6 separate regions of the Homo sapiens genome follow, and regions 2, 3, 4, 5 and 6 are each linked to region 1. A link is a contact called in ENCODE Hi-C data. All regions are on one chromosome and are shown on one strand. Each heading gives the region's core, a stretch centred on a gene start or an enhancer-like site at or near the end of the contact. The rest is flanking DNA. Distances are from core to core; before and after follow the strand shown.

Evidence for each region. A loop is a pair of places that touch in the nucleus more often than their neighbours do. Pooled maps may share reads with other maps.
Region 2: a pooled map shows a loop between it and region 1 (10-fold over the local background). The contact joins the promoter of DIAPH1 here to the promoter of TCERG1 in region 1. A Hi-C loop is called at or near these places in 7 of 50 pooled maps.
Region 3: a loop to region 1 is called in a pooled map, with 7 times the contacts of the local background. The contact joins the promoter of GNPDA1 here to the promoter of TCERG1 in region 1. A Hi-C loop is called at or near these places in 5 of 50 pooled maps.
Region 4: a pooled map shows a loop between it and region 1 (32-fold over the local background). The contact joins the promoter of RBM22 here to the promoter of TCERG1 in region 1. A Hi-C loop is called at or near these places in 5 of 50 pooled maps.
Region 5: a loop to region 1 is called in a map of CD8-positive, alpha-beta T cell, with 8 times the contacts of the local background. The contact joins the promoter of RPS14 here to the promoter of TCERG1 in region 1. A Hi-C loop is called at or near these places in 2 of 168 maps with a recorded cell type or tissue (CD8-positive, alpha-beta T cell and naive thymus-derived CD4-positive, alpha-beta T cell) and 5 of 50 pooled maps.
Region 6: a map of B cell shows a loop between it and region 1 (13-fold over the local background). The contact joins the promoter of ARHGAP26 here to the promoter of TCERG1 in region 1. A Hi-C loop is called at or near these places in 2 of 168 maps with a recorded cell type or tissue (B cell and CD4-positive, alpha-beta memory T cell) and 8 of 50 pooled maps.

Annotation. Positions count from the first base shown.
Region 1 is chr5:146,445,138-146,449,160 of GRCh38, reverse strand. It overlaps TCERG1 (transcription elongation regulator 1), which reads right to left and starts at 1,828. Exons shown (of 23, transcript NM_001382548.1): 1 at 1,753-1,828. The coding sequence starts at 1,811. RefSeq lists a silencer at 1,460-1,539 and an enhancer at 1,458-2,165.
Region 2 is chr5:141,617,073-141,621,095 of GRCh38, reverse strand. DIAPH1 (diaphanous related formin 1) reads left to right here and starts at 2,096. Exons shown (of 28, transcript NM_005219.5): 1 at 2,096-2,298. The coding sequence starts at 2,182. It overlaps HDAC3 (histone deacetylase 3), which reads left to right. Exons shown (of 15, transcript NM_003883.4): 15 at 1-215. RefSeq lists silencers at 1,742-2,401, 2,462-2,511, 2,322-2,518.
Region 3 is chr5:142,011,185-142,015,207 of GRCh38, reverse strand. It overlaps GNPDA1 (glucosamine-6-phosphate deaminase 1), which reads left to right and starts at 2,181. Exons shown (of 7, transcript NM_005471.5): 1 at 2,181-2,213; 2 at 3,167-3,296. The coding sequence starts at 3,173. RefSeq lists a cis regulatory region at 642-914 and silencers at 2,056-2,325, 2,997-3,056.
Region 4 is chr5:150,698,972-150,702,994 of GRCh38, reverse strand. RBM22 (RNA binding motif protein 22) reads left to right here and starts at 1,933. Exons shown (of 11, transcript NM_018047.3): 1 at 1,933-2,063; 2 at 2,498-2,551; 3 at 3,724-3,753. The coding sequence starts at 2,010. RefSeq lists enhancers at 1,138-1,914, 1,915-2,691.
Region 5 is chr5:150,447,972-150,451,994 of GRCh38, reverse strand. RPS14 (ribosomal protein S14) reads left to right here and starts at 2,256. Exons shown (of 5, transcript NM_005617.4): 1 at 2,256-2,292. RefSeq lists enhancers at 1,868-2,187, 1,801-2,739.
Region 6 is chr5:142,768,360-142,772,382 of GRCh38, reverse strand. It overlaps ARHGAP26 (Rho GTPase activating protein 26), which reads right to left and starts at 2,006. Exons shown (of 23, transcript NM_001135608.3): 1 at 1,468-2,006. The coding sequence starts at 1,621. RefSeq lists an enhancer at 532-1,367 and silencers at 1,663-1,782, 1,793-2,202.

The DNA of each region.
Region 1 (4,023 bases), core at 579-3,078:
TATAATGCAAAAATTAAGCCCCAACTTCTGCCATCAAAGAGGCCACATACACACCTAATTTCATGAGAAATGCTAAAATAAAGATCTGTACAGTATGCTCTGCAAGCAACTTCCAATCCAAGAGGCTACGGTATAAAATATTTGCAACAGGGCAAATTCATTTGCAAATTAAAGCTCTATTCAAATCAGTTGTGCAACAGTGTCTAGACTATTAATAAAGCCATTTGGATTTTTTTAAAGCTTTAGAAAGATACTTTCTAAAATGCAAAAGAATGTTCCCTAATAAATCCATCTGAAACTAGCTAAGTAACCTCCCTTTAAGATCGAAATCAGGAATAAACTTGGCATCGCTAATATTTAAAGATGCTGACAATTCACCTTGATCACTCATTAATACTGTATACATATGGAGTTTAAAGGATTTCAGATTCATCTCTGAAATAAAACAAAATTTCATTTCTGCCAAAGTGGAGATTTGTGTGTGCGACCATACAGAATCTGAAAGGCATTTTCCTCTTCTAAAACCTTGAATAACAATACCCATTTCCTTACACAATTTCATCTTAAGTTCAAGACAGTATCAACAGAGTCTTCATAATCTACCCTGCTCTTTTTCATTTTCAAACGTTGACAACAGCACAATTCAGAATGGGAGCTGAACATCTGAAATGCCATTTCTCCCATACAGAAAAAAACCAAAGTACCAAATACACATAAAGCATAATACCTCTTTTCCTCAAAAACCACTGACCAAAAGATTTCTCCAGGTCACTCTCATTTTACCAAATTTTAATTACAAACTCATAGACACTGAGGTTCCAGGGGAAAAAAAGGTCACTGCACTGTTCAAGGAAATGGCATGAGTAGTAGACGAATAGAACGCCAATTGGGATTGCAGGCTCTGAAACCTGACTGCCTGAGTTCAAGCCACTTCCTGGAGCCACAAATCCGCCTATGCAATCTTATTCTACTGACTCAACCTCCACGAGGCTGTTATCTCACCTGTAAGATGGGCGAGTAACAACTGAAGACCCCTCTGGTCTGTGGCCTGCAAAATGTTAATAGCAACTACTCCAAAGGGTGGTTGTGAGGATTAAATGAGACAAACCTAAGTAAAGGGTTTACTGGCACACGGTAAGTGCCTAATAAGGGGTTGCTACTGTTGTTGTTACTCACAACTACAGGATAATAAGGAATAAAGGGATGAAAAAAGGAAGAAAAGCCACAGAAGTTAAGAAAGGCAAGCAATGAGGGGGATGAAATGAAAGGGCAAACGTGGGGAGCCCAAAGAGCCGCGGAGGGCGTGGAGAAGGCTTAGCCAGAAGTGGCGAGGGGTACAGGGAAAGTAACTGCGGAGTGCAGAGACGTCGATGAGGAAAATCAGGCCCGCAGCGGAGCGCGGCCTGGGGACAGACTCAGGTCGGCCGAGACGGAGGCGACACGCGGCTGAGGCGGGGCCCAAAGGCGGGAGCACCGCGCCCGGCCAGAGGGCTGCAGGCCGCGAGAGGCGGCGAGGCCCCAAGAAAGCACTAGGAAGCAGCCAGGGAACGCGCAGGAGGCCCTGGCCCAGCCCGGGCCCGGCTCTCATTCAAGCCACCTTCCCCTTCCCCCTTCTTAAACCCCATGCGGTCCCGGCCCGGGCCGCCCGGCTCCGCTACCCACCGTCCGCCCCGGATCTCCACATGGCAGGTCTAGCGTCTAGCCTCTGGGGCTCTCGTGAGCAGAGATGTGAAGGAGGGCAGCGTTCCTTACCTGAGCTCCCCCGGGTTGAATCGTTCACTCTCGCCCCCGTCCCCGCCACGCTCCGCCATTACAGAGGGCCGCGTTCATCCACCCGCCGACCCGACGTCTCCTATTGGCTAGAAAAATCGTCAATCCCCAACGAGAGAGGCGGAGACAGCAGAAGTCTGAGATGCGGTTGGTCAAACTTTCCATCAATCTTCGAAATGGGGGCGATATGTTCTTTGCTATTGGGCAAGGCGCCCGCCGACTTTGAAAGCGGTATGAAGACAGCCAGTTGATTGGTGACTCGGGGGCTTTATGGGAAATGAGATTTTAGCAGTGAGGAACCGCCGGCGCCCTCTCGCGGTAAGCAGAACTAAGTCCTCCCAAGTTCGGCTCAGCCTGCGGTAGCCACGTGTCTGTCGGCTTCCAGGAGAGCCAATTGTGGAGCCATATTGGCCAGTAGTAGCTCAGGCGGAGAGCATTTCCACTGGGCAAGCCAATCAAAATCGACCTGGGCCGCGCCTAAACCGATTGCACAGTTGCTGTGGAAAGCCGCTATTTCCTAGCTTTACAGTAGCAGGAGTCTTAAGTCACCACTCAGCTCTATATCCATGTTATTAAATAATATATTATTAATTACAAGAATACCTCCCAAATTATACTAAACCGTTGCAAGCCAATAGGTGTTATAAGTTGCTGCATTAAGAAAGGTAAATTGGCGAAGGCAAGCCTCTTTGCAATTTACAGCTTAACCACGTCTCCCTCGATCTCAAAATGTGCTTGTCTGAAATTAGCACACCCAGAATACCAGACAATTCTGAATATTTATTTAGTTTTTCTAATTAACAAAAAAAAAAGTTTTGGATTTGGGGTTTCAAAGGCACAATGAAGATGAGCCCTTTTATTAAAGTCGTAAAAATATTAAAATAATACTAATAGATAAATTTTACTTGGACCTAACCATGTAGCAAACCCGGATCTAAGTATGTCAGGTACGTTAACTCTTTTAAGATTCAAAAATTGCTAGGAGGTGGGTAACATAGTCACTGTTTGTAGATGAGCTTGAGGCACAGAGAAGTTAAGTAACTTGCCCAAGGTCACACATCTACTAAATAGCAGAGCCTGGTCTTAACCCCAGTCAGCGTAGTAGCAAAGCAGCACTCTTAAATACTGTAAGCCTAAATAATTGGATCCACATAAAAACATGTGCACAAATGTTCACAGCAGCAATATTCATAATAGCCAAAAAGTATTGTAACAACCCAATGACCATCAGCTGATGCATGGTTAAGAAGCATGGTATAGGCCGGGCGCGGTGGCCCAAACCTGTAATCCCAGCACTTTGGGAGGCCTAGACGGGCGGATCACGAGGTCAGGAGATCAAGACCATCCTGGCTCACACGGTGAAACCCTGTCTCTACTAAAAACAAATAGCCCGGCGTGGTGGCGGGCGCCTGTAGTCCCAGCTACTCGGGAGGCTGTGGCAGGAGAATGGCGTGAACCCCGGAGGCAGAGCTTGCAGTGAGCAGAGATCGCGCCACTGCACTCCAGCCTGGGCAACAGAGCGAGACTCCGTCTCAAAAAAAAAAGAAACATGGTATAACTGTACAATGAAATATTGTTCAGACATAAAAAGCCACATACAAAAAGGCCGCCTGTTGTATGATTCCATTTACATGAAATATGATGAAATTGCATTGCATTTCAGGCAAATACATACAGACAGAAAGTAGAACAGTGGTTTCCAGGAGGTAGAGGGGAATGAGGAATTGGAAGTGACTGCTGATGGATATGGAATGTCTTTTTGGATGATAAAAATGTTCTGGAATTGGCGCTGATGGTTGCACAACTTTGTGAATATACTAAAACCCATTGAATTCTATACTATTTATTTATTTATTTACTTATTTTGAGAGGGAGTGTCACTCTGTCACCCAGGCTGGAGTGCAGTGGCATGATATCAGCTCACTGCAACCTCCGCCTCCCAGGCTCAAGCGATCCTCACACTTCAGCCTCCCAAGTAGCTCCCACAGGCCTCCGCCACCACATCCAGCTAATTTTTTATATTTTTGGTAAAGACGGGGTTTTGCCATGTTGGCCAGGCTGGTCTTGAACTCCTGAGCTGAAGTGATCTGCCCACCTTGGCCTCCCAAAGTGCTGGGATTACAGGTGTGAGCCACTGCATACAGCCAACTCGTATACTTTAAAAGGTGAATTTTATTGTATGTGAATTATATTTTAATTCAAAAACACCATTCTACACTGAATTCCAGTTAAATATTCAAAATCAATTAAATA
Region 2 (4,023 bases), core at 847-3,346, 4.8 Mb after region 1:
CCCCTGGGTTCTGACTTCTTCCTCCCCTTGCTTCCAGGGAAGATGAAGAGAGAGAGATTTGGAAGGGGCTCTGGCTCCCTAACACCTGAATCCCAGATGATGGGAAGTATGTTTTCAAGTGTGGGGAGGATATGAAAATGTTCTGTTCTCACTTTTGGCTTTATGTCCATTTTACCACTGTTTTTATCCAATAAACTAAGTCGGTATTTTTTGTACCTTTCGCCTTTCTAGGAATGTTAATTCTTGCTAGTTTCCTATTTATGAAAGGAGAGGGAAATGGGCATGATGATGCATGTAATAAAAGCATAGTTAACATTCATTCAGCACTTATCCTACGTTAGGCCCTGTGTATGTATTCTACATTTATTATTGTAAATATAAGAAGTTAATAGAGGATTTTGGTTAAGAGTTAGACAAACCTGGGCAGATTTGAGAGGAGTAGAAGATGACTTCAGGTTTTTGAATCTGGGTGTTTAGAGTAGTGATGCTAGTTGGTGAAGATACACTGAGATAAAACATGTTAAGTGCTTAGCACAGTGCCTGACAGAAGAAGTTGCCCATTATCTGTCTATGTGAAGAACAATGCTAAATACTGTAGTAGCCACAAACATGAACCTTTCTCTAGAAGAGTTTACATTCCAGTCAGTAGTATGATAAATATTGTAGCAGATACAGACTGATACAAGAAAGAGGACTGATAGATGGGTCACTTCCTCCCCTCCATTCTCTGATTCTGTCTGTTCTCAACACTAGCTTAGAAAGTAGCTTTTGGACTTTTTAGACAAAATGTCTGGAAAGCTCAGCACTAAGTCAAGTTTGAAGTATGGGATGGACAGCTCTATGTAACATTCTATCCGATCACCATCAGAAGGTCTGGACCACAAGAGAGATGAATGCCAAATTTAGGAGCCAGCCAGCTTGGCAGAGTCCCTGGTATATCTCAGGCCCTTGACTAGGTACTGGGGCTCTAGAGTAAGTAAGTCACTGACTCTGCCCTTCAGGAACTTATGCTTGAAATCTTGCTAGCTGTGGTCAAGAATATTCAGTCCATATTGTGAAGGCCGACTGGTAGCCACGTAACTGTCACACAAGGGACAGATGTAGCTGGGAGAATGGATGAAATTGCTTAGGGAGAAAGTCATGCTAGAAGAGCAAAGAATATACTCTTGGAGAATACTCATTCTTTTCACTCATGTTTGGTTTATGTCAGTGGGGAATCCTGGTTAAACATAGGGTTTGGCAGCAAATCAGACTAAGCTGGGTTTAAATTTTATATCAATTATGCGTTCTTGGGCAAGTCACTTCAACTCTCAAAAGTCCAAATTTACTATTTATAAAATGGTGAGGCTAGCAGAATCTATCACATGGGACTGTGGGGACTTAGAAAAATACATGTAGAGTGTTTGCCTAGTGCCTAGCAGAGAGCAAAGGGCATGGTTAAGTGGTAACTGTTATTGCTGTTTAGGCACATGTTGGCAATAATTAGTTTGTCCTGATTAGAAACAATTAGATGGTACCTAACCTGGAATTCGAACTAGGAAATTAAACTCCAGAGCGAGTCTGGTTTAGTCTAGTGCTTGCCCTGGACCGAGCTCTGTTCTTGCTACCTTGCTTTCAAAACATGGTGGCTATCACTATAATTTTTTTCATGTGTTCCATGGGTATTGCACACATTGAAAACTGCATTCTCTTGGAAAACCTGTCACTAATTTTCTGCCAGGATAATGGTCTCACGCGATTTTTGGTCTGGGATGTGAGAGGGTCCAGGCTGTCAGGCTGTACAGCCACGTGGGCGCTGCGTGGGAGCCAGAGGCCTGCGCTGCTCCAACCGCCAGGGGGCGGTGCTCTCCGCCGCGGCCGCGGAGAGCTGCACCGCCCACTCACCACCCCCCCCCACGTGGGTCCGAATGGTTAGGTCCGCTGGGCAGGTAGCGCGCTTCCGCGGCTTCCCTCCGCCCCTCTCCCTTCCCCCATTGGTAGGGGCTGCGGGTCCGGGCGGAAGTGGGGCAGGCGGGCGGGAGCGAGGCGTCGTCGTTGTATATTCATGAGGCGCGCGCAGCCCGGCATGCTAATGAGGCGGGGCGCGGCGGCTGGCTAAAGAGCGACTGGGCGGCGGCGGGCGCGGAGCTGCCAGGCGGGAGCGGCGTAGGCGCGGGGTCGCCGGCCAGCGTGAACCGGGACATGGAGCCGCCCGGCGGGAGCCTGGGGCCCGGCCGCGGGACCCGGGACAAGAAGAAGGGCCGGAGCCCAGATGAGCTGCCCTCGGCGGGCGGCGACGGCGGCAAATCTAAGAAATTTGTGAGTGTCCCTCCCATCCCGCTCCTGCCTGGCCCCGTAACCGCCCTCTGGACCCCTGCAGCCGGCCCCTGGGGCGCCTGCCCGGCTTTGGGGAGCCGCCCCCGCGCCTTCCTTCCTCGTTTCGCTCGGTCCGCAGCTCTGCAGCCCGACATCCTCTCCCTTCGGGACCTCGGGAAGCCCCGGAATCCCACCCGGCTCTTGCCCCGGCCACCTCGGGGCTTCCCTCGTTCCCCAGCCCTTACATTCTGCCCTCCCGCCCGCATATCCCCGGCCGGCTCTCAGCCCCGTCTCTCCCCTCTCAGCCTCACTTCCTTTCTTCTTCCTCCAGTACCCGAACACGCCTCCTCTTTTTTGGTCCCCTCTTCTGGGTCCATTTTCTCTTCTTAACCTTACACCTTTTTTGGTATTCTCGTATTTCCTTCTCCTAAAGGTCACTTCCTTCTCCATGATTCATCCTTTTTACCTGCTAACTTTCCTCCCGCCCAGTCCCCCGTGGGCCCTCCGCCCGGTGTCACTTGATAATCCTTCCCCTGAGGAATGTTACCTGACTTGAGCCCTACCCCCAACTCCTTCTTTGGACGTTTGTCCTTGCGATTACAGGAATGGGCTCCTGCCCAGGTCCTATGGTCACTGGGGCATGACGTTTATTTGTTTACCAGTATTCCTCTCTCCAGAGAACCTCTCTCTTTGCCCTGTTGCTTATCACTTTTCAGAGGATTAGAACTCTCATGATTGTGCCCTTCTTGACCTAGGATGGTGATAAACCTCTCCTGTGGGAAGAAAGTTGGACTGCGAGTTCAAGAAGTTTGTAATTGAATTGTTTTTTATACATTTCCCATGATAACCGTCTCCTCTACTCCTTTTCTACTGCCTCTTGTGCCCCAAGGCGACTATCGGCTTCCCTTTGCGTGCCTGTAGAAGAGTAAGCTTTCCTCAAGTGCCAGTTACTTTCAATCCGAGTGAAGGAATAGTGATATACATGTAACCCTATCATATTTCATTACCTTTTGCCCACACCAACGCCTCTCTCCAGGGAGCCGTTTGGTTGCTTTTTTGCTATAAAAGCTTTGTAAGATACGGGGCACTGTCCAGGAGAGGAAAAGTCTTGGATATTGATGATCATTATAATAGCTAGTTATAACTGTAGCTCTTTTGTCTTCTCTTCCAGGTATTTATGCCCTTACACTAGTGTATCTTTCTACTAAACAAATGGCTTGTAACTCTTAGTCCCACCTCCCAACATTTTGACCCAGCTCCACAAATTTGGGAAGAAAACTGATAAAGCGATGGAAACAGGAAGAAAATGTTGTTTTATGACCTAGAGGGTTGAGATGTTAACCCTGGAGGGTTAGATGTTTAATTCTAAATAGAATTAAAATAGTGACTCATCTCTTCCTATTTCTAGCAAGACCAAGTGCTCCTGGACTGCCCTTTCCAGTGATATCTGAGATGTCAGTAACCATCTGTTTTTATCTGGTGAACATCTTTTTTTCCCCCCCTAGAAATATAAGGTTAAGGGTATTGACACCCCCTCCTTCTTTGGTGACTAAAGCAGCATTTTTGTATGTTTCTTTAGGATAAGAATTGACCCCTCCCCCCCGTTAGCTTTCCTTCCAAAACTTAAGTTCTAGGGCTCATATTCCTTCTATTTCTGTATCTTTTTGTTTTGATTTTATTTCCATGAGTACTGTTTGACCTTCCTCACCCAAATTCCAGCTATTGCTG
Region 3 (4,023 bases), core at 932-3,431, 4.4 Mb after region 1:
AATTGAAATGCAGGTCTTTCCGATTAGTCCCCACGCTGATCCAAGAGCCTCCAGGCTTCGCAGAGACCCTGCACTGGTTCCCTGCAGAAGGGGTAACTCAGGGGAAATGGGCTTAGTCACCAGAAGTCAGTCACTCTCCTCCTGGAAAGGTCTGGATGCAGATGCTGCAGACCTGGCCCATGTTATCAGACGTGATCGGAGATTGGAGTTGGAGCTTCATTGTGAAACATCTGCAGTCCTCAAGCTGAGACAACATTTCTGGCTGGGGGCGGTGGCTCATGCCTGTAATCCCAGCACTTTAGGAGGCCAAGGCGGGCAGATCACCTGAGGTCAGGAGTTCACGACTAGCCTGGCCAGCATGGTGAAACCCCATCTCTATTAAAAGTACAAAAATTAGCTGGGCATGGTGGTGGGCATCTGTAATCCCAGCTACCCGGGAGGCTGAGGCAGGAGAACTGCTTGAACCCGGGAGGCGGAGGTTGCAGTGAGCAGAGATCACACCACTGTACTCCAGCCTGGGCAACAGAGCGAGACTCCATCTCAAAAAAAAAAAAAAAAAGATTTCTGACTGAATTTAAAAATAAACAAAAACTACACCAACACCGAGCCATTCACAGCCTCTCAGGATTTGGAAAACAAAACAAAACAAAACAAAATAACACTGAGGCAAAGAGCAAGTCCCCCACACTGTAAAGGTATCAGCTCCACCATCTGGTCTCATCAGGGCCTCACCAGATGAAGCCTACCCCTAGCAAGCTGGTCTGGAGCTGCAGTTGGGCCCAAGGGCTGGGTGAGCGCCTGGGGCTGTCCACAGTGAGCAGATTCAGCAGAATTGCAGAACGTGGCCACCCGGCTGACTGAGGAAGGCCCTGTCCCGTGGGCATAAAGCCAGGATTCCTTTGGCCTTTTGCTGCTGGAGGAAAACTAGGCTGATTCAGAAGGTCTCACCACTGCTCCCTAGCACTGACTAAAGTCCGGGATGTCAGACTATGAGGTCATATATCACAAGTCTCTGTACGCCTTTGATCCCCAGTTTCCACATCAATAAAATGGCGGTAATCATATCTGACGATTGGGCGGGATTCTATGAAATAATGCGCACAAAGCTCTGGCAAAACCCTATGTAATGGAAGATGTTACTGATGACCAGCACTCAAGTCCTTCCTCCAGCCTCCGCATGGAAAGTTCCCAAGTGTCCCTAGAAGTCTGGAACACTCTAATGTTGACTGGAAAGAATAAGATGGATCTCTTTTTCTGATATGGAAGCGTCCCAAATCCAGTCATACCAGCTGGGAGGCAGTGCCCGCTAGCGGTAAAAAGCATGGATTTTGGATTTGGACAGATCCCCCTGAATTGAAGGCACAAGGGAAACCACTTGTGCCTCTGGCCAAGTTAATTTTTCTCTCCAAGCGTCAGTTTCTCCACCTGTTAAAAAGTAACGGCAAACCTACCTCACTGGAGCTTAATAAGGATTAAGTGAAATAATGCAGGTCAAATATCCGAGCCTTGATATATATAAGCCTCATGTGTATGTGTTCCCATTTATGTAAAATAACAGTGTAAGCATATTCAAAGAAAGCAATTCAGAATGTACTCTTAAACTAAGCAATGGTTATCTTGGTGTGGGGAGTTGGGGAAACCAGGGGCCTGCCTTTTTCTCTATTATATAATGCTGCAAAGTTTGATCTTTAAAAAAGGACATTAAAAAGCCCAATTGTACTTTAAACAACACAAGTTTTAATACTTGGGTAAATAAATGGCATCTAAACAAAGAAAGAAACTGAAGGCAGAGCCAGGCCCAACCCTAGGAGACTGAGGAAGCGATTCTGCTTTGCCTGCCCCCAGCTCAACCCCTGCACTAAAACCCCCCGGCCCCAGCCCCAAGGTCCAGGGGGTTGTATTCCTGGGGGCGACCCGGCGCCCCTCAAGTCTCCCTCCTCTTGCACACACACACACACAAACCAGACTCGAATCCCCGCCTCCCAAGGGAAAGTGTTTTTTAAGGTCTGTTCCAGGGCCTGCCGGGGCCAGGGACCGAGGTGGGACTGAGTGGCCGGAACTCCTCCACCTGGGAGAGTCGGTCCGGGTAGCTGCGGCCAAGCTGAGTCAGCCCGGCGGGCGGCGCACGCGGCGCCGCGTGACCCGCAGCCACGTGACCCGCGCGGGGCCGGGCCGCCGGCGCAGTCGCTGCAGCCGCCGCGGGAGGCGTCCGTGTAAGTGGGTAGCAGGGCTGGCGGGGACCTTCCTCGCGGGCCGGAGCGCGGAGCGCTGCCCCAGCCCTACGGCACTCGGGGTCGGGACCCCGGGGAGCCGCCCTCACACATTTTCCAGGAGGGATCGGAGGGGCGATGGGGTGGTAATGGGGGTGGGGGACACGCTGTACCCCACCGACGACCGCGCGGGCCACCTTCGCCTCTTTCCTTCACACTCCCACTAACCGCAGTGCTGGGGGAACAAAATGTCCTCCTTCTGGAGCGATTACCTTTTCCCTTTTGTGCTTTGGGGGAAACTGAAGACCCAGAGGGGTTCGCAAAGCAAGGTGGGCCAGTAGGAAGACCCCTCCGCTAGTCCAGAGAGAGCACACAGCTCCCCAGGCAGAGCTCATTGCCCCACCTGCTCTAGTGGCCCAGCATGATCCCATGACCTCTCTACTTCTGGAGGAAGAGTCTTGGGGTAGACGGCGGGGAGGGGGTAGGGTATCCCGTTCCGGTAGGGGCAGGGATGAGGGAGGCGGGGCTGAGCCGAGCATCTATCTGGATGGTAACAGCCAACGTAGAAAATACTAAGTTGTTTACATGCATTCTCTCATTTCATATTACCCGTCGTGAAGTCTGTGAAGTAGGTACTATTGTCCCAATTTTTACATAGGAGGAAACGGCTCAGAGAGAACTTAGGTCCTTTGACCGAGGTCCTGCAGGTGGTAAGTGAAGGAGCTGAGATTAGAACCCAGATCTGCCCCCAGTGGCGCCTCCTCGTGGTCTGTGGGTGGTGGAGACGACTGGCCTAGCCTCTTAGCTCCTCTGTGAATAGAAAGGCCTTTTTCCTGGCTCAGACAGCTTGGGAAGGGGATTGTTGCTGGGTAAGAGAAGCTTCTCCCACCACCTCCATCTCTTTCTCTGCCCCTTACCATTGATTCCTTTCTGTCATCCCCTCTCCCCCACTGCAGGACAAGATGAAGCTCATCATCCTGGAGCACTATTCTCAGGCGAGCGAGTGGGCGGCTAAATACATCAGGAACCGCATCATCCAGTTTAACCCAGGGCCAGAGAAGTACTTCACCCTGGGGCTCCCCACTGGTGCGTTCTTGGATGGAGAGGGTGCCGTGGATAAGGGTGGAGAGAGTAGGCAACAGGGGCCAGGTACACCGGCTCACTCAGCCAAGGGACTTCACGGGGGCTCTGGGGTACTGGTGCTGAGAGAGCACCTTCCTGCCCCTTCCACATACAAAGGACCCAGCTTCCCTTATGGGTTGGTTTAGTCGCTGCCTGTCCCTGCAGAATCCTGGAGCAGAAGGGATCTTGGTTGGCAGGAAGAATTTGATTTTTAGGCTACATCCTAAGTCAGCCCTGTCCACCAGGGTTTCTTAACAGAATTAAGTCCTGATACCCTAAGGCATTCATTTTATGTAATGAATTAATTTCTCTTCTCTGCATCTAGAGGGGTACCAGCTAAGTACCATCCTTGGGAGAATTGAAAAGATAGTCACTTAGGTAATTTTCTGTAAGGCTTAATTAAACACAGGACCTAAATAAAAAACAGTTCTAATTTCTTTTGGAAAAAATCAAAATGTTGCTTTTTCAGAAAGATATTTTGACCCCAGCTCCTCAAGACAAATGTCCTGATTATTTCTTTCAGAGATGGATGGGTTTGCCCTAGTGGCCCTACCTGACCCATCCATTAGCGTGTCTATGTGTGTGTGTGTGTGTTGGAGGGGTCTTCAAACTTGTTCTTTTTCCTTTTTTTTTTTTTTTTTGGTCTTCCTTGCAGTCCAGACTTTTTCTGTAAATGGCCAGTAGTAAATAT
Region 4 (4,023 bases), core at 684-3,183, 4.3 Mb before region 1:
TGAGGGCTCCAGACTTAAAGGAGAAAAGGGTCCTATCTCTTTTCTCTTAATGTTAAATGTTATTTTGTTTGTGGAATGTTCACTCTATAATATATATGTTGATTAAGTATACCATTATGCATGATTTGCAATATTGATTGACCTGTGGAGTGCCTTGAGCCTGTGTGTCCAAGACTCTGAGTGCTGAGTGAGTGGGAAGTACTAAGGAGAATTGCTTTCTTGGAAACTCCATGTAGTTCGTGGCTTTTGTGATTGAAATAGCATCAGTAAAAGTCTGGCATTGTGGAAAAACACAAATGTACGTGGACTCTGTTATTTCTGACCTTGCACTCCTCACAAGGCATGTGAAATTGGAGTCACAGATGTAGAAACCAGGCAGAAGACAGTCTGAAGAGATGATACTTGAGAATTTTCCAAATATAATAAAAGACAACAAATCACAGATCCAAGAAGCTCAGATAAACCCAAGGACTTTCTTATAAAGGAAAAGATATACTTACCATATGATCAAATAATCTCACTCTAAGGCATTTACACAAGCAAAATGAAAACCAATGTCCATACAACGATCTGTATGTGAATGTTTATAATGGTTTTATTTATATTCACTAAAATCTGGGAACAACCCAAATATCCAGCAACTGGCAAGTGAATTGTATGATATATCCATACAATGGAATTCTACTCAGTAATACAAAGGAAGAAATTATTGATACATGTAATAATATGGATGAATCTCAACTACAAAATACTAAGTGAAAAAATATCAGATCCAAAAGGATATATAGGATTCCACTTATGTGACATTCTGGAAAAGGCAAAACTAGGGACAGAACACAAATTAGTGATTGCCATGGTTTGAGTATGGGATAAGTGGACTAACTACAGAAACAAGGGAACTTTGGGGATGACAGACAATTCCATATTTGACTGTAAGTGAATGTATGTACAAAATTCAAAACTAAAAAGGATAAAACTTTATGTAAATTATACTTTAAATCAACTTTTTTTTTTAATGAGGTGATTTAAATAAATGTGTTAGGTAGCTTGATGACACGGTAAGTATGAAAGTGGTACCAGAATGGCTTGAAACTCATAAAATATTGGCAGAGTGGTTATGAGTTATTCCAAAAATCAAATAATGCATATGTTGATTCGTAAGACCCTTGTCATTTCAGAAGCTGGAAATGAAACAGTACTAATGAATTTGTGGCTTCACCACTTTTTAGCTCCACAACCAGGAGCTATATCAGGAGAGATTAGGTTAATCTCTCTAAACCTGTTTTCTTTTCTATAAAAGAGGGATCATCATACTTGCCTACAGGGTAGAGTTACCAGATAAAATACAGGACGATTGGTTAAGTGATGTGAATTTCAGGTCAACCACGAATCCTACTTTAGGACGAGTAGGTACCATATATATTTATAATTAAAAAGCGATTCGCCGTTAATCTGAAATTCAACTTTAGACGTTCTGTAATTCGTGCGTGTGTGTGTGTGCATGTGTGTGTGTGAGTGACAGAGAGAGAGAGAGAGAGAGAGAGAGAGAGAGAGAGACAGAATCAGAATCTGGCAGCCCTACAGAGAGCCCTACAGAGAGGTTATGCGAATAAATAAGACACTGGAACCGCAAGACGTTCGCCCAGAGTTTGGCATAATAAGCGCCTCAGTGGTAGCGAACGCTATTTTAACCCCAGCCTCTGATGCATTACGTCTTCCTTTATTCTTTCGCCCAATTGTTAAATGAATCAACTGTACGTGTGGCCCTTCATTCCAAGCAGGCAAAAACTCGAAGGAAGCATCCAGGTGCATTATACCAGGACCCCAATTGTTAAGCTTAGAAATTCCAAGAGCGGGCGACGTCATGACGCAAAGGCCCCGCCCCGGAAGAAGCCCTAGACGCGTAAATAAGACGCCGACCGGCGCGGCGCTAGCCTCGGGGCTTGACGGGATTGTGGCGGTCCTCTCTCCCAATTCGGAAGCTACAGCTACCTCCGGACGCTCTCAAGATGGCGACCTCTCTGGGTTCCAACACCTACAACAGGCAGAACTGGGAGGATGCGGTGAGTGTGCCTGCCGGAGGAGGATGGAAGGAGGAGGCGAAGCCGCGCACCTTGCAAGCTGGCAGGACAGGGCCTGCGGCGCGGCCGAAGGAATACCGGGGAGGAGCCAGCGCGGCGGCCTAGCTTGGCCGGAGCAGGAGGGCGGAGGGCGATCCTCCTGCGGGCTTGAAGGGAGGGGGCTTAGCCAGGGTCCCGGGACCAGCACCCTTTCCATCCCTGCCCCCTCCAGCCTATTAGAGCTGGTTTTCTTTTCTCCCGCCGCCTGCCGGAAGTGCAGACAGCGCCCCCTCCCGCGATCGGGTCGTGATGGACTTCGGGTTCCTGCCGTGCCTAGTTCCCCACCCTCGCTTCCCGCCCCCTCGCCACCCCAAGTGTCACTGAGGTGTCAGGGTCTTCGGAGGGTGGTCCTCAACCAGATTTCCCATTTTCACCAGGACTTCCCCATTCTGTGCCAGACATGTCTTGGAGAAAACCCATATATCCGAATGGTGAGTGATCGCGTGTGAAACGAGTTATTCATGTCCTGTCGATGTTGTGGTACTTGCACACTGTGAAGTGTTTCTCTTAGACAAGCAGAAAAAATGATGCTCTTTTACTAACGCGAAGTGCTGGACGACTTGCAAAGAACTGTCATGTGTATTCTCTTACGAATCCGGTAACACTCCTGTAATGTAGGGGTAATAACGATAGCTAGTATTTGTTGAGCATTTACCTAGGAAATAGGTCTGTTGACCAGAAGGTGAGAGCGTTTGTGTCTTTTCATACAATAGTAAGGAATGGAGCTGGGATTTAAGTTCACATATTCTGGCTCTAGGAATGTCAGCATGATAGGAGGAGAACCAGAACTAGAAACTAGGTTTCCTGAATCCTGGTCAAATGCCTTTTGGCCAGTGTACTTTATCTCTTTAAAGTAAGCATTCCCCCTTTGTTACAAACTAGGGTAAAATTAGAACCAGTTAACAATAATAAGGTTAGGGCTGTATTATTGTGTAGTCGTAGAGGTGTTGATATGTTAGTATGTTCACGATGTTTGAATGGTTCAAGATGTTTGAATAGTTCTGTTTAAACAGAACATTTACTATATTCCGGGCATTGGCACAGGACAAGTCTACAGTAGCTACCTTTTGACTAAACTTTGTAAAGTGGGCGGGCCACAGCTGTATCCTCTCTGATTTAGGGATTGTGGAAAGCATTAGGAATGTTAGTTCTTGGGAGTGAACTTGGGAGCCAAAAATGAACCTAAGAGTTGTGGCTGTGGAAAGACACTCACTTACCTAGCATTAGATGCATATACTCTATTTCTTTTTTCTGTAGAGACAGCATCTCGCTATGTTGCCCAGGCTAGTCTGGAACTCCTGGGCTCAAGCAATCCTTCCACCTTGGCCTCTCAAAGTGTTGGGATTACAGGCGTGAGCCACTGCCACCCAGCCCAGATCCATATACTCTTGAGATGTTATCACTTATAATATGTTGTTATAGTATGTTCCCTACCCTCTTCCCAAAAAAGGTTGGGTTTTGGGTTTTGTTGTTGCTGTTTTTCTCTCTCTAGGATGCCAGGGATTTCCAGACACATTTCTTGGGTTATGTTTAAGGAAAGAGTAGACATCTGGCTTTTTTCTTTCTGTAACTCCAGTTCTTTTCTATTTTTTTTCTATTATAGACCAAAGAAAAGTATGGGAAGGAATGCAAAGTAAGTATGTCTGTTAAAGAGTAATGATTTCTGTTTCATTTTTCTTTTCTCTACCAAATTAGCCTTCAGCTTACTAAGTTTTGAGGTCTTCCAGTAAAAATCAGTGCTATACAACTTTTTATGTATTACTGATATATTCATTGGCTGGCAACTGTTTATGTGGGAGGTAAGAAAATGAACCCTCTAATGTAGAGATTCTTACGGTGTCAGTGGATGGGCACTGGAGGAGTTTGTACACCAGGTGGTGTATGACTGTCCACTCGAGCATTT
Region 5 (4,023 bases), core at 1,007-3,506, 4.0 Mb before region 1:
AAATACAAAAAAAAAAAAAAAAAACTACCCGGGTGTGGTGGTGTGTGCCTGTAGTCCCAGCTACTAGGGAGGCTGAGGCAGGGGAAGGCAACAGTGAGACTCTGTCTCAAAAAAAAAAAAAAAAATGAATAAAAATAAAAATATGCTATTATCATCCCATTTCACAGATGAGAAAACTGAAGCCCAGAGAGGTTACAATTTTTGCCCAAAGAACCATAGCTAATAACTGCAGAAACAATAAATATGTTGATTAAATAAAGTGGAGTTTGAAAGCAGTGACTTTGATGGTTTCTGGGATAAAGATAGGCTTCCCTGTGGAAAAATTTGTCCTGAGGTGATTGTGTGGGCTGCCTTCAGCCATAAGATCAAGGCTTGCTCCCTCCATGAAGCCACATGAGGTTTGGAGGTCTGTTTAATACAACTCTTAATCAAAGCGGAACTCACTCCACAATACTCCAGTCTCTGCTAACATACTGGGAAGCTCATTAAAACAAAAAAGCCCTCTCCTTCAAAAAATACAGACATTTCACAGAAGAGATGCAAATGGTTAAAACAATCCGTAAAGAGATGTCTGACGTCACTCATCATCGAAGAAATGCAATGCAACGAGAAGGTATGTTGAGGCTGGGTGCATTGGCTCACGCCTATAATGCCAGCCCTTTGGGAGACCGAGGCGGGTGGATCACCTGAGGCAGGAGTTCGAGACCAGCCTGGACAACATGGTGAAACCCCGTCTCTACTAAAAATACAAAAATTAGCCGGGTGTGGTGGCGCACACCTGTAATCCCAGCTACTCGGGAGATGAGGCAGGAGAATCACTTGAACCCAGGAGGCGGAGCTTGCAGTGAGCCAAGATGGCGTCACTGCACTCCAGCCTGGGCAACAAGAGCCAGACTCCGTCTCAAAAAAAAAAAGAAGGTATGTTGAGTTTTTCAGTTTAGCAGAATAAATTTTTTTTTTTTTTGAGACAGGGTCTCGCTGTGTCACCCAGGCTGGAGCCACGGGATATATTTATATATTTAAAATATATTTATAATATTTATATAGTATGTAATACAAAAATACTATATATATTCCATATAAATATTACATATAGTACATAGATAAAATGTATCTACCGCTTGCCTAGCTCTGTGAGGTACACTTCTTGGCCCTTCCCCACAGCTCCGACATATTCTCCCAAGCCTTCAAGGTCCTTCAATATTGTTATTAGAGGCTGGGCACGGTGGCTCACGCCTGTAATCCCAGCACTTTGGGAGGCCGAGGCAGGTGGATCACGAGGTCAGAAAATCCAGACCACCCTAGTCAACACGGTAAAACCCCGTCTCTACTAATACACACACACAAAAAATTTGTCGGGCGTGGTGGCACGCGCCTGTAGTCCCAGCTACTTGGGAGGCTGAGGCAGAATAGCTTGAACCTGGGAGGCAGAGGTTGCGGTCAGCCGAGATTGCGCCACTGCACTCCAGCCTTGGCTACAGAACAAGATTCGGTCGAAATATATACATGTATATTGTTATTAGAGGGCTATGTGGAAGTAGCTATTAAACACGAGGGCTTTGAAGCTAGAATTCCAAACCCTTCTGCAAAGGTGTGCTCTCAGTTAACATCCTTTATCTGTAAGAGGGAAATCAAAATTATTTGATAATGTCTTGAGGAGTAAATGAAGCAATGCATATAAACTGTTTAGCCCAGACCGGTCTGAAAATACATATTGAATAATTTATTCTTATTTTGCCCATTATATAATATGCCAAAGTAAGTGATTACGGTGTGTTTTCCCCGACTATGTTGCCTAGGCTGGCCTCGAACTACTTGGACGAAGCGATCCTCAGCCTCCTGAGTAACTGGGACCACAGGCCGGCGCCACCCTAGCTTTAATTAAGGCCGTTTTGTTGTTGTTATTCCCCTGCTCCACACAAGGGGCGCTGCCGCTCCAAGGCTGCCAGGGCGGGAGTCAGGATGGCGGAAGTCTGTCTAGCCACGACCACCGCCATCATGGAATACAGGCCCACCTCACCCCGCGGGTGTAGCCGCTTCGTACTGTCGCTTAGGCCGACCCGCTCGCAGCGACAACCAGCCCTCTACCTCTTTTCGCTCTCCCTTAAGTAATAAACCGTCTTTCCTTATGACGAGTCTTAAACTCTTTGGGAGGAATAATGCCGGCGTCTTCCGGAACCCGACCTCGCCCCGTGACCTCAGAGGTATACTTCCGGGACACGGAAGTGACCCCCGTCGCTCCGCCCCCTCCCACTCTCTCTTTCCGGTGTGGAGTCTGGAGACGACGTGCAGGTAGGAGGCCCGGGCGCGACAATCGGGGGGCATCCTGCGGCGAGGGGACCCTGTGGGGCTTGGGACGAGAGACGGGGGTCTTTCCGTGGGAACCGAGCTAGGTGCCGGGCAAGAGACGCGCGGCTGGCCCACCTGGATCCTGGCCAACTCGGGATTGAGTTCGTTCCTGGTCTCAGAAGGCCCGTTTTGCTTTCAGGGAGGAGCTTGTGAAGTAAGGGTGAGTGCGGGTCCAGCCTTTTAAGGCCTCGGCCCCGCAATACGGCCACGGCCACGGCCGCGTTTGAGCTGCACAGCGTAGTTGAGGGAACCCGGGACAGACGTGGGCTCCCGCCTCTACCTCGCCAAACTTTTTTCTTGGTGATCGCAGGCCCACGCCTAATCTCGTTTGTTTCCTCGTTTGCAAAATAGGAATAACAATAGCACCGATCCCATGGGTTTGTAGTGATCATTCAAAGAAGGAAAGCAGGGAAAACTCTCGCACTATGTTGGATGCTTCTAAATCTGGGCGATTCTTTCCGTTGCTGAGTCGGGCACGTTGCAAGTTCTGGGCGCTCAGGGCCCAGCACCAATGTTTGCTGTGCGCTTGCCCTGCGTTTATATACTCCTGATGACCACTCTGCTCGTTACTTTAGGGGATGTTAGGAACGGAGAAACTGCAAATTGGCATTTACTGAATGGCCATCATGCCGAAACATACTCATGCTTACGTATTTGAGATATGCTGGAGCCTTTCTATGCTTCTCGAGGCAGAACTTTGGGCTTCTCTCCTGTGGCGCGTTCCTTACAATAGTTAACGCACTGGGTCGTGCTCATTGGTCTGATTTGAAGATAGGAACATTTAACTTCGTACACCCAAGACTTACACTTGAAGTACTTACTGTGGTCACACACTTAACTAAAGTTTATATAGGGAAGGCAGAGGAGAGATCTAGGAACACCTGAGACAGACTAGGGTAGTTATTTGTGGTGTAGAGGCATCTTGGCAGGAGGCAGAGAGTGCTGGGCTGGGAGTCAGGACACGTTGTTTCTATGTTTGGTTTTGCCACTGTCTTTACTGTGACCATAGGCTGAGACACTCTCTATCTTCACCATCTGCAGGATATCGATTAGTGTTAGTGTCTTCTGAAAATGTTAAATTGTTCTGAACACCAGGAGGTTCAGAAGGCCTGGGGCTTTAGGCCGGAAGCAGTCTTATCCTAGCCTTCCACTTTCTCATTCATTCTCACCCGCCTTCCTCCTGTCAGTTTCTCTCTCCCTTAGATCTTGTGACAGTATGATTGCAATTATTATGAAGGTCATAATAGGTTAGAGTTATTTAGTCTCAGGACCCATCAGATTTCTGAGATGGGTCTTTTCCATTAGCCTGCCTTTTGGATATATTTTAGTGCCTTTGATATTTGATGTTGGTGACAAAGATTTAGTTCTAAATAGTTGTGGGAGTCAAATCAGTTGCATTTTTGAACATTTTGAAGGGATCAGGTGGAGCACAGGAAAACAGGAGATGAGAGGCTTGAGGGCTGTGTTGGTAAGGGTCCCTTGAATTCTAAGCTGAGGAGTTCATGCAGGAATCAAGCAGCTCCCTCGCCCCATGAAGGGTGTTAGGAATGGTACCAGTACATGGGTAGCTGTTGGTCTTGGGTTTCTTCTTGCCTTTTGGGGTGCAGCCTTCAGGCATCTGCTGCTAGATCCCTAGGCTTCTATCTTGTAGGTGCTGTGAGCTGAGCTGTTGGT
Region 6 (4,023 bases), core at 757-3,256, 3.7 Mb after region 1:
CCAGGGACCCCCATCCCCTAAACCAAGAATGGCCTTGATTATTGACAAAGGAAGGGTCTGTTCATATGTTTCAGGTAAGGCACAGCCTAAGAATCTGCCTCTAAGAAGCCTCATCACATCACAGTCCTGTGTTCATTTCATCCCAAAAGATTGGCACTTTGGGCTGCCCTGGCATTCCATTGTCTCTCTCTTCATTTTTAGAAGCAACAAGCTGACAAAATGACATCTCAGGCACCTGACTTTTGTAAGTGCCCTTTAAAGAGGCCTGGGAACAATTCCCACAGCTACGACTCTACTCTGCTAAGGCAAGATTTCTTAGCTGAAAGGTATCACCTACTAAGAAATCCATCACAGAAACAGATACAGTAACAGAGTCAGAGACAATTCCACTATCTGCCTTCATGTGGTTCCTGATTCTTAAAACTAAAAGATGGACTGAGCTATTTTTAAATGGGGAGACTGAAAAGGCACCAAAAACGTTCTCACAATCCAAAGCACTCATCCCTAGAGCACGCTTATTTGGCCAGAAAAAGAAACTCTCTGGCTCTGCAAAAGTGAAGCAGAATGCAAAATTGCATCTCTCCCCTTGTACCAAAAGGAAAAAACGCAAAAATGGTTTTACAAAAGGTCCAAGAATCTTTGAAATACGTTTGAACTTCTTTCTGAGAATTATGGATATTCCTTCTCAGACCTTTACAAGGATAACGGAAGAGGTAAAAAGGAGAGCTTGGGAGCAGGAGAGGGAGAGAGTTGGGATATGTACATTCTATTTTTAAACCCTCGCCCACAGTTTAGAGTAAAGGAACACTCTGATTCTCTACTCCCACCCCTATCACCTTCTGCTAAACACAAGAATCAGAACCTGCGCACGTACTGATTCCAGATTTAGAGATTACTGGCTGCCAATACTCCAAGGAATCGCAAGCTAACCAAGCATTCCACCCAGGGAACCCGGCGGCCTGACTAGGCTGGAGCTGCGTACAGGGAGCGAAGCAGTCACAACCCACCTTTTCCCAAGGGGAGGCAGCGCCCCCTCGGCAGGGCACGCTCCATTCTCACGGTTGGGCACTCAAGGCTGAGCAACTCTGCCCCTAAGGGAGCTGGAGCTGTGGACACGATGGGATCTGCCCGCTGGCTGCGGCGCGCTCGGCACTCTGGCCCCACTGCTGGGACACCTGCGTGCCGCGCACGCCCACGCCCACCCGCGCTGCCCCAGAGCACCACCCGCGCTGGGTCACCTCCCGACCATCCCTGAACGCAAAAGGCGGAGCGACGGGTCTCTCTCTTCATCTGATGGTTGCTGGTTCGCCCGCTTTACGTATCCTTCCTGCCTCGGAGGCGTCGACACCCGTCCCCCAGTGTACCGGGAGCAGAAACCCGGCAGACGCGCGGGCAACCCGGGCTAAGCGCCACCTCCCAGTTCCTCCCGCCCCGGAGCCGCGTCCCCGAGGGGCTCGGGACACTCACTCTTGAGCGCGCTTATGAGTGACTTCCCGTCCTTGATGAGCTCCTTGATGAATTTGTTGGTCTTGTCCAGCTCTGCTTCGTGCGACTTGAGCGTCTCTCGGAAGTGCGGACTATCGAGGCAGCAGTCGCTGAACTCGAGCGCTGGGAGCCCCATGGTGCGCGCGGCGCCCAGCCGGGGGGCGCGCCTCCGCCGGGGCCCGGGCCGCCCGCCGCCCAGAGCACTCACGCGGCGGGACCCCGGCCGGCTCCCCCGACGGCCGCCGGCTCCACAGGTGTGGCGCTGGCTCACTCCGCGCGCGGTGTCCGCCGGCGCGCAAGACTCCCGAACCGAGCTCGGACCCGGCCGAGGTGCTGCTGTTCCGGGCGCGGGCAACGGAGCGGATCGCGAGCAGGAAACGCAGCGCGGACCCGCAGCGGCGCCGGGAAGCGAGCGAGCGGGCGAGCGAGTGCAGACGCCGCCTCCCCGCCTCCTTCGCTAGCTAGCTCTCGGCAGCCTCGAGCGCCCTCTCACAGCAGCCTCGGCCGCCCCGCCGGTGTCTGGGCCGCTCGAACCTGCTAGCGATGACTTAATCCCCGCCGGGCCAATCAGCGCACCCTCCCCTGCCCGACCCTCAGGCCGCCCGAGGACGCCCGGCCCTTCCGCGGTCTTGATCCAATCAAAGGGGCCTGGAGGCAGGGTCTGCGGCTGGGGGCGTGGCCCTCGCCAACGCCTAGGTCCGCAGCGCAAACTCCGCCTCCTCTTGCCCTCCCAGCGTTGCAGACCCCGAAACCTAGGGGTGAGCGTTGCTGTGCACCCGCCCCCGCTACCTTGCCCGCCTGCTCCAGCCCGAATCCGAGCCACGCATGGCGAGTCTGCTGGTCCTGGGGGCCGAAGAGCCTCGATGTGCCAAGCATGAAAAACCTGGGGACTAGGGCTGCAGTTCACCACCGCCTGCCCTGCACTGCGGGGCAACCGATTTTACACTCAAAATACAGCCCCCTGCTCCGGGAGAATCCCGAGCGACCAAACGCTCCTCTTCCAGTCAGGCAGAAAAATGTTATTTGCATCTTAAAATTACCAGCTCTTGCCTGCAGTCTTCCCGCCCCCTACGGTCCGTCCCCCTCACGGCCACTCCTGCTCAGAACCCGCCCACGGTTCCCCTCAGCCGAAGGAGCTCACATCATTACTAGAATTTCAGCCGCCTGTTATTTTCCTGCTCTGCATCTAGCACAATTTTACATAATAAGATGACAGTCTACTGCCTGTCATCCTTCGCTACACGGTAAGCCCCACGAGGGCAAGTGCCCCTGCAATTTTCTTGTCCGCTGTTGCATCCTGGCACCTAGCACAGTGGCTGGCATTTAATAACAGATATTGAGCACTTACTATGTGCTGTGTGTGCTACGGTGATTGATAAATGTAGAATAAATGAATGGATCCTTTCCCAGAGCCATCTCCACCTCCCACGCCCAGTGCGTTGCCCTGTAGTCCCTCTGTTCGACCGCAGGACTCAATTCTGGCATCTCACTCGTTGCACTTGTCAGGCTGGGTCCCACAGGGTGTCTAGTGCTGAATTGTTAACTCCTGGAGGATAGGGACTGTCCTTGAATAAATTATCTCTATGTCTAGGAACCAGCAGCCCTCCTTCAGCTACGTGGGGGCTTCATGTTTGTTTGGGTTGGTTTGTTTTTTAAATAGGTCTGCTATGTGCAGGCACTAGCCTAGATGGTAAGAATACAAAGATGAATAACAGAATGAATTTAGCTGCTGGTGGTATTAGGTGAGATGGAAGCAAACAAGCGATAACCATGCCTTGTGATAGGATAGAAGGCCTGGGTGCTTGGGAACATGGATTTTTCACTCAGGAGGGGTCAGAGGTGTCCCATCTATATTAAGAAAGCAATTAATGTATTAAATTCATAAATGGAGCATGGTGGCTCACACCTGTAATCCATAACTTTTGGAGGCCAGGTGAGAGGATTGCTTGGGGTCAAGAGTTCAAGACCATCTTGGGCAACACAGCGAGACCCCCCCCATCTCTACAAAAAATTGTAAAATAAATAAGTAAATGTATAAATAAGTGAATGTGATCTCTTTGATAGGTGTATCTACAAATTTAGACTTGATAGCAGGTCCAGACAGCTATCTGATAGATAATTACAACCCAAAAACAATTGTTCTTCACTTGCCAAAGATGAGAAAGATCTAGAATGGAAACCCTATGAAAGTAAATCTGTTTAATGCTTTATCTTGAGCACCTAAAGGTAGGTGTTCTGGTTATCTATTAATACAGAATAAATGATACCAAAAGTTAATGGTTTAAGACAACAGCAATCATTTTATTTTCTCTCACAATCTCTGTGGGTTAGAAATTTAGGGAAGCCAAAGGCTTGAGGTCTCTCATGTGATTGCAGTTGGATGGTGACAGGAGCTGGAGGAGTGGATGGTTAGCTGGGCATCCCACTTTTCAGGTAGACTCAGGGCTTCTCCATATGGCCTTTCTCTGTGGCCCAGTTTAGGCTTCCTCCCAGTATGGCAGCCTTAAGGCTCCAGTGTGAACATATACAGCTCACAAG